Regions from separate parts of the Mus musculus genome. Here all the other regions are linked to region 3. Evidence: chromatin contacts called from ENCODE POLR2A ChIA-PET data. All regions are on one chromosome and are shown on one strand. Each heading gives the region's core, a stretch centred on a gene start or an enhancer-like site at or near the end of the contact. The rest is flanking DNA. Distances are from core to core; before and after follow the strand shown. Region 1 holds the start of Arcn1 (archain 1). Region 2 holds the start of Ccdc84 (coiled-coil domain containing 84). Region 3 holds the start of Ddx6 (DEAD (Asp-Glu-Ala-Asp) box polypeptide 6).

Region 1 (2,782 bases), core at 255-2,754, 160 kb before region 3:
AATTTATTTTCTATTATCTAACTCTATAAATTTATGAAGTATGTGCTCCCACCAGTTTAAAGAGTAATAACAGGCTTAGAGAGGTGTAGTGAGTTAACTAACGACTAAGGCCTTGAGTACTGAAAAGAATTTAAGCACAGGTCGCGCTGATTCCTCGTTTGTTTTTACTTCTGTTATACAGCCTCTAAGGCGCGCCTGACCAAGGACACTTGTGAACATACATTTTCTTTTCTTTCTTTTTTGAGGCAGGAGAAAACCAAATCTGCAAGAGCAATATAGGATTTTAACTGCTGAGCTATCTCTCAGGACCCTAAAACAAACAAACAAACAAACAAACAAAAAACCCCAGCCCTTTGAAGTATACAGTTCAGGACTGGAGAGGGGGTTCAGCAGTCAAGAGTATCCGTTGCTGTTTCAAAAAGCCCCAGTTCGATTCCCAGCACCCATATCAGGCAGCGCCTGCATTCGCAGGCACATGTCTGAACACACATAGGATTTAAAAATAAAATAATTACATATTGAAGATAAACCGTACAGTTCAGTGGCTTTCAGGATATCTGCCTCTGGGTAATTCCATGGCACTTACATTCCAAACATAATGCACTAGCCGCTATGTCCTAGTCTTCTGGAACTCCGATAAATCACTTATAAGCTTTCTAATTTCACAGATATCCCTGGTTTAGTCATTGCAAACAAATAGTGGCCTTTGCATCTGTTTCTTTACACCTGTTTTCAAGGCTAATCTATGTTGTATGTGTCAGTATTTTATTAGTGCTTTGCTTCTCAAGACAGGGTTTCTCTGTGTAGCTCTCTCTGGCTATCCCAGACTTGTTTTGTAGACCAGGCTGGCTTCAAATTTACAGAGATCGTCCTGCCCCTGGCTCCCGAGTACTGGGATTAAAGGCGTGTGCCCGGCTGGACAATTTTTGGTCTTCCTCCTCAGTTTCCTAATTTACCTGGAATTGATTACAGGTGAGGGGACACCATGCCGGCTTTATTACGGGAGTTCTAGACGTTATGTATTCAGGATACTAGTTCCTCATGGTCACAGATTATTTTATATATTCCATTGAGTGTTTTTACGAACTTTAAGAAGCAGCACCAAGGGCTGGTGAGATGGCTCAGTGGGTAAGAGCACCCGACTGCTCTTCCGAAGGTCCGGAGTTCAAATCCCAGCAACCACATGGTGGCTCACAACCATCCGTAACGAGATCTGACTCCCTCTTCTGGAGTGTCTGAAGACAGCTACAGTGTACTTACATATAATAATAAATAAATCTTTAAAAAAAAAAAAAAAAAAAAAAAAAAAAGAAGCAGCACCAAATAAACGCAGGCGAAGAGAAAGAAAGGACAGAGGAATGACGCTCCACAATTCTAGCCAAACCTGCAAATCCTGGGCTAACAGGGGTCTGAGTTTCCTGGCTTCGGAGCTTACTGGCCCCGCCCCCCGCCCTTTGACCCGCGCCGTTTCCGGTTGGAGACGTGGCTTGGGGCCGCCATCTTGGCAAGAGGCGAAGCGGCGGAGGCTCCTGTCAGGGGCGGCAGGTCCGGAGCGGCCAGAGCTCCGCGTCTCTGGGCAGCAGCCCGAGTCCCCGCAGAGCCAGAGCGCGGCGCAGCGCGCCCCACCTGCGGCCTCACCATGGTAAGCGCCGAGCCGGGTTCCCTCGCCACGTCCTCGCCGGCTGGGCCGGGACCGCAGGAGCCGCGCCCGGAGCCCTGCTGTCGGCCCAGGCTTGGCACGGCCTCCCGGAGTCCTAGAGCGAAAGCTGCCGCGCCCACCTAGCCTCCGCCGGCAGCGCCGCCACGTCCGCCCGCCCGCCACTCGGGCTGGTGGTTGTCGCGCGGGTCTTCCGTCCTCAGGTCCCGCCGGTTCCCTGCGAGCTCCGGAACCGCAGGGCTGGAGGCTGGGCCTGTCCGCCGCTTTTCGTCCTCTTGTCACCACGCCTCAAAGCTTTTCTTCTCCCTCCTCCACCTCTTAATTGAAAGGGGGAAGTAGAGGCAGTGCGGAAATGGTAACTTCGGGCGCCCGTTTGAGGGACCCCGGTGTCCCCGTAGCTACCCTGTGCTAGGGTAGCGCGTACGTGTCTTTGGCAGCGAGGCTGGTGCAGAGTGTATATAGAACGTAGAGAAACGGAGTGACAGCACAGGGTTTCTGTCTTTAAGGGACCGACCGTTTTGGTGGAGTGACAGGAGTGTGGCTTACTGTAATCACAGCTGTTATGTGGAATAGGAGAGGTGGGCTGTGCTTGGGGACTCTGATGCCAGCGGAGCTTATTTCTCTATGAACTCATCTGTTACCAAGATAGGAGAGGTTATTTGTAGGTGAGGGTAGGAGAAAGCAGAATTAACTCCACCAGATCCTCCTTAATCGACTGAAATCTGAATATTCGGGAATAAGAGGAGATCCTTAGATCTAGTAACTTTTGAAGAATTTTTAAAGGTGCTTTGAAAGCATACCTAAGTAACATGACTGACTCTCTTGGTACTTGTCCTATTAAGTTCTACTAACAACTCTTTTGATAAGAATTTGGTTAGAGGAGAAATTCATGTTTGGTCTTTAAACCACAGAAAGTTTCTTTTCCAGCCTCAGGTGTATAAAATTTACATCAAGTAGGCTTGCCTCCCAAAATTTGGTATTAGACATAAAATTTCCAAAACCTCATATACCGACCCTGAGCCCCAATTCCATGAGTTGATGTTGTTGTTGTTATTGTGTATGTTTTTTCTTTTATATTTTAAGATGTTTTTATTTTATGTATATGAAGTTGTGTGTCTGTGCAAT
Region 2 (2,700 bases), core at 62-2,561, 190 kb after region 3:
TGGGAAAGATACAAGAAAAAGATCGTCTCTACCCAGGCAAAAAGCAGCAAGGAACCACATACGAGGCAAGCATAATATAGAATGGGATTGGCGGGGCACTTTCCAGGGTAGTTTTTGATTGGTGGGATTTTATGGTCTGATCTTGGGCAAACTCCTGGATTGGTGGAATTTTGTGACCTGCTCTAGGAGCAAGCTCAGTGATTGGTGGAATTCTGTGGCATGTTTTTAGGGTAAACTCAGTGATTGGTGGAATTCTATAGTCTGATTTTTTTGGGACAAACTCAGGGATTGGTAGGATTTTGAAGCCTAATACAGGATTTTTTTTTCCTTCCTGCCGGGTGGGGCTTGACTACCTGTATATGCAGGCGCTGGAAACCTGGCCACTCAAGGAACTTAATTGTAAAGATGCTGGGTTTTGTTTCACACAAGCCAAGTTCAGGTGGGAAATGAGCATTTGGTAGAGGAGACTGGCAGGAAAATACTATCAAGTAAGCTTAATTGCAGAGACCTTGGGAGCAGACTGCTTTGAGCAACTTTGGAACAAATGGGGAAAAACATATTGGGTCTGACCTGGGCGGCGTATGACATTATTCTTGTAATGGCGATAGAGCATGATTCACTGTAACCATTCAAGTTTTCAGAATTAGATTTCCCAGCCAATGCTCGGAGAAATGACTTACAGAGAATATTCTTGTGCAGAACACCTTTGAAAATTAAGAATATCACAGTCTGCCGGGCAGTGGTGGCACACGCCTTTAACCCCAGCACTTGGGAGGCAGAGCCAGGCGGATTTCTGATTTCGAGGCCAGACTGGTCTACAAAGTGAGCTCCAGGACCCTTCCTCGAAAAACCAAAAAAAAAAAAAGAATATCACAGTGACTTAGACCCCTGCAGGTCTCAGGGAAGCTGGAGGGGCTGCTTAATACACCTCTCTAGCTTTCCTCAGAGGTCCTCATTTCTTCAGGAGTAGATTTTTTTTTTCCCATGTGTAAAATGCCAATAATCTCACACCACAAAGCATCGACGTGAGGATTCGGTGAGGTCATTAGCACAAAGCACGGGGTCACAGTGTGCGCCCTGAAATTACCAGTTCTGCGTTGTTACGCTAAACTGGGTCTTTGTCAACGCCTGAAAGTGTGCGATCTGAGGTCCTAACTGGCGTGCATTCTTTCTCGTTCTTTCACAAGCTGCCGGGTTTTCTGCGGGTGCGTGGGAGGTGGGGGCCCGGAGTGAATATTCCGCGCAGCCGCAGAACGGATTGCAATAGCGCCTACTGCCTCTAGGGGAACCGGGAGCTCCTAGGTCGCCCCGCCCCGTCCGGCCCGGAAGGGTCAGGGGTCAGTGGGTGGTGACGAGCCGCCGCTGTGTGGGTGTTCCCGGGTCCTGGGTCTATGGCGCCACCGCAGCGATGTCCTCTGTGTCGGCAAACTTTCTTCTGTGGTCGCGGTCACGTCTACAGCCACAAGCACCAGCGGCAGTTGAAGGGGGCTCTGGAGCGGCTTCTACCGCAGGTGCGGACCCGGGGCTGGGGAGGCCAGGAATGTGGGCTGGTTTCAGGGTCCTAGCTGGCTTCTGTCCTGCAGGTGGAGGCCGCCCGCCGGGCCGTCCGCGCCGCCCAGGTGGAGCGCTATGTCCCCGAGCACGATCGGTGCTGTTGGTGCCCGTGCTGTGGCTGCGAAGTGCGAAAACACCTGAGCCATGGCAACCTGACAGTGCTACACGGGGGTCTGCTGGAACATCTGGCCAGGTGACAACTGGAAAACACCCACCTCCCCCGTACAGACAGAGAGTTGTACACACGTGTGGCATGGGAAGTTGAAATTGGGGAGAAGGAAGGTCGACTTTGTGACTTAGTTGGGTTATGGACTGAACTACCTGGCCAACCGTGGAGTTTAGTGGATCTTAGCCCTTCCACGGTCCCAGTGGTGTGGGTGATCTTTCTAGAAAAGCCAGGTTGCTCTCCTCTCACCACCACCACACACTTTATTGGAAGAAAGGAGTCCCAAGATAGAGGTCTTGAAGAGGTTGGTATAAACAATCCTCTTCTCTCTGCCAAGCCCACAGAAGCAACCCAATGGCCAATCTGCATTACTTACCTAGTGCTCTGACATTCGGTACAGTTTTACTCTCTTAATGACTAGCTACGATTACTCTTTCTCTCCATTCTCAGCCCAGAGCACAAGAAAGCCACCAACAAATTCTGGTGGGAGAACAAGGCCAATGCCCAGATGAAAGAGAAGTTTCTGATCTCCCCCCAGGATTATGCACGGTGAGTTACGTGTTCGTGAGTTATCCAGGTCTTTGTCAGGCACAAGAGCTTCTTTTTTTTTTTTTTAAAGTGGTTTTTTTTATGCCATTCTTTTTTTTTTTTTTTTTTTTTTTTAGATTTATTTATTTATTTATTTATTATATGTAAGTACACTGTAGCTGTCTTCAGACACTCCAGAAGAGGGAGTCAGATCTCGTTACGGATGGTTGTGAGCCAACATGTGGTTGCTGGGATTTGAACTCCGGACCTTCGGAAGAGCAGTCGGGTGAGCCATCTCACCAGCCCCACGAGAGCTTCTTTAAATTGGGGAGTTCTGAGGGAGTGTGATGGTCCACATATGTAACCCCAGGACTAGGGAAGCAAAGAATGGATCCTTGAGCAGCCAAAGCCAGTTGAGGCTACAGACAGAACCTTATCTCAAAACAAGAACT
Region 3 (2,701 bases), core at 27-2,526:
AATTGTTTATTTGTTATCTCAATAGGTATTTTCTGTATTGACAGCATACGATCAACAGTATCAGGTCCGTCAAACAGGAAGGCTTACTGTTTGTACAGCACTAAGAGGATGAAGGGGGCAACCTCTGAATCCTAACCGACACCATCAGTACTGTCAATCAAGCACAGTAAAACCTCCTAGCGCCTTAAACCCAGAGACTTCGATAACTGCTCCCTCCAGAAACGGATACCTGCACTGCAGCTTTATGGCTCAGTGGGAAATTTTTCGTCCTACCCCTTCCCAATTTAGATTTGCAAGTTATATTCCTAAAACAAAACCACGAAGGAACATAAGACTTAGTTGGGAGGAGCCCCTGGCAGAGTTAATTACAGCAGGGCCCAGACCGTGGTTAGCAATTGACAGTTTTCACACCTAAAACAGTCCCATAAGCTCCAACAAGGGCTTTTGTTTGCAAATACAGGGCGATTTCTATACGCCTCAACAGGAAGTAGGAGTGATTGGGGTTCTTACGAAGGTAAAGGGGGGCTATGGCGAAGGGAAAACCCTAAGCCAAGAATCGGAGTCCGGTAACCGTAAGGCAATAATTCCTCGCCCCCTCCCCCAACTTCCCTCGCTTCAAACCCAGCTCCCTCGGATCAAAAAGCAAAAGGGTTTCTGCCCTGCAATCCTATCTGCGCCACAAGAGCCGGAACCAGCTCTGCGAGTGGGAAACAATAGGGACTCCCCCCCCTCAGAAGGCCCGGAAGAGAACCCCGAAACTGGACCGCCTCTCCTCCCCTCTTACGCCGCCGAGTCTCCCCCAAACCCTCTGTCCCCACCAACCTGCAAGGCCTACTTGCAAGCGAGCAGCCGCGGCTCCTCTCCCAGCCGAGTCCCCGGCCAGCACAGCCCTGCCACCCCCCGCAGGGCTGCCCTGCCTCGCACTCCCAACCTCACTCGGGTGTCCCGGCCGGTGTTCCGTCCCCGCTCCCGTCTACCGCACCGCTCGTCCAGAGCTCCCCGCCGCTCCTCCTCCATACCCCGCACACGCCACATTCCTCGGTTCCACTCCTCTCCGCCGCCCCCGCTCTTCTCAGCGGCCACCCGCCCGTCCTCCCGGGCCAGGCCTGGGCCTCGGGCTTCTGCCCGAAGGGGGCTCCCTGATACCCTCAGGATCCTGCCGACCCCGACCACGCCGCCTCACCCCACGCCCCGCGGCTCGGGCCCGAGTCCTACCACCGAGGCCACTCCCGCTCCGCACCCTCGGTCCTTTATTGTTGACTCGAAGCTCCCAAAATGGCGGCGGCTCCTTCCTCCTCGGAAACCTCCGCCCGCCCCCACCCGGCCCCTCGCCGCGACGCCCGCCGCCCCGCCCCGCCCCCGCCGCGACGCTCGCTGCCCGCGCAGCTCGCCGCCGCCGCCGCCGCCGCCACCCCGCACTACCTCGGCCGGCGCCCGCTGTGCCGGCGCCCCCGATGTCGCCGCCGCCGGGCTGAGCTGACTCTGCTGCTCTGCCCCCTCCCTCGCCCGCCGCCGTCGCCTCCCTCCCTCCTTCCCAGCCGCTCCGCATGGCGGCGGCCGCGGCTCCTCCTCCTCCACACAAGATGGCGAGAGCTCGGCCGCTGCAGCTGCAGCCGCCGCGGCGTCACGGCTTCCTGGGCGCGGCGGGCGAGGGTCGGGAGAGACCGGCCTTTGACGGGGCCGAGCTCAGGGAAACACGGGGTTGCTTTCGGGACGGAGGGACGGACGGATGGACGGACGGGCGAGAGGGCTTGCCTGCAGAGCTGACGAGACCGCTGGGGAAATGAATGGCGGTGGCCGAGGACTGTCGCCCTTGCCTTCGTTCGTCCCTTCGGAGCTGGGCTGACGGGTCCCGGGCCGGAGGGGACGTCTGCTGACTGCTGACCTCGGACACACTCGGAGGGCAGCCTGCGCGGGTCCGGAAGCTGAGCTGGGATGGCCGGGAGGACGCTGCGAGGCCAGGGCGTGCAGAAAAGTGGGGCCTTTGGGGCCGATGCTGTCTGAGAGGGAGCGGGAAGGGGCACCGGGGGAAGCAGTGAGCCGGGAGCGCGCCCTCGGTCGTGGGCTATCAAACCCGGAGTGCAGGCGAGGTGACCCTTTGCTCCTGCCCGCAGTGGCACTCTTCTAGAAAGAAGGGCGGATCGCCTCTACCAGTGAGGGCTCGCTGTGCAAATGGGAGACCCGTAGATTCTCCTGCCTGACCCTTACTGCAGATATTTGTGCGTTTGTTTCTATGATTCTCGGATCCTGATGTCTTATCCTTAACCTAGAAAGTCGTCTTGTTCCAAGCAAAACAAACTTTTTTGTTTGTTAAGTAAAAATCGAGCTGGGCCGGAGAAAGTTAAAAACTCGCGTCTTACGCTGCTGGAGGGCTGGAAATACTGACAGTGGTTAAACCCTTTGGGACAGTGCGATTCCTTACTAAACACCGACGTTAGGGAATCCTGGACAGTCAGTACTTAGTCACTGACTTGCAGCTTCCATATTTTTACCGCTGCTTCCAACTTGAGACCAATCAGAGAAAGCCAAATATGCTCTCTAAACCAATGACTCCCTGCTTCCAGCCCTCCTGCTTCTTAGCTAGCAACATCCAATCAGAATAAGTCTGAAGCCCCCCCCCCCCTTTTAAACCGCTGCGCTCTCCTGTTTTTTGTTTTTTGTTTTTTACTTGAGAGCCCAAGTCTACCAAACTCCAGTGCAT

What was found. ChIA-PET counts read pairs that join two places held with the same protein, here RNA polymerase II (POLR2A).
Region 1: POLR2A ChIA-PET joins it to region 3 with 16 read pairs in embryonic stem cell. The contact joins the promoter of Arcn1 here to the promoter of Ddx6 in region 3. POLR2A ChIA-PET finds 5 or more read pairs at or near these places in 3 of 5 experiments (Patski and embryonic stem cell).
Region 2: POLR2A ChIA-PET joins it to region 3 with 28 read pairs in Patski. The contact joins the promoter of Ccdc84 here to the promoter of Ddx6 in region 3. POLR2A ChIA-PET finds 5 or more read pairs at or near these places in 3 of 5 experiments (Patski and embryonic stem cell).

What each region holds. Positions count from the first base shown.
Region 1 is chr9:44,766,530-44,769,311 of GRCm38, reverse strand. Arcn1 (archain 1) reads left to right here and starts at 1,504. Exons shown (of 10, transcript NM_145985.4): 1 at 1,504-1,642. The coding sequence starts at 1,640.
Region 2 is chr9:44,416,680-44,419,379 of GRCm38, reverse strand. Ccdc84 (coiled-coil domain containing 84) reads left to right here and starts at 1,311. Exons shown (of 11, transcript NM_201372.4): 1 at 1,311-1,511; 2 at 1,584-1,747; 3 at 2,171-2,269. The coding sequence starts at 1,392.
Region 3 is chr9:44,603,467-44,606,167 of GRCm38, reverse strand. It overlaps Ddx6 (DEAD (Asp-Glu-Ala-Asp) box polypeptide 6), which reads right to left and starts at 1,276. Exons shown (of 14, transcript NM_181324.3): 1 at 1,216-1,276.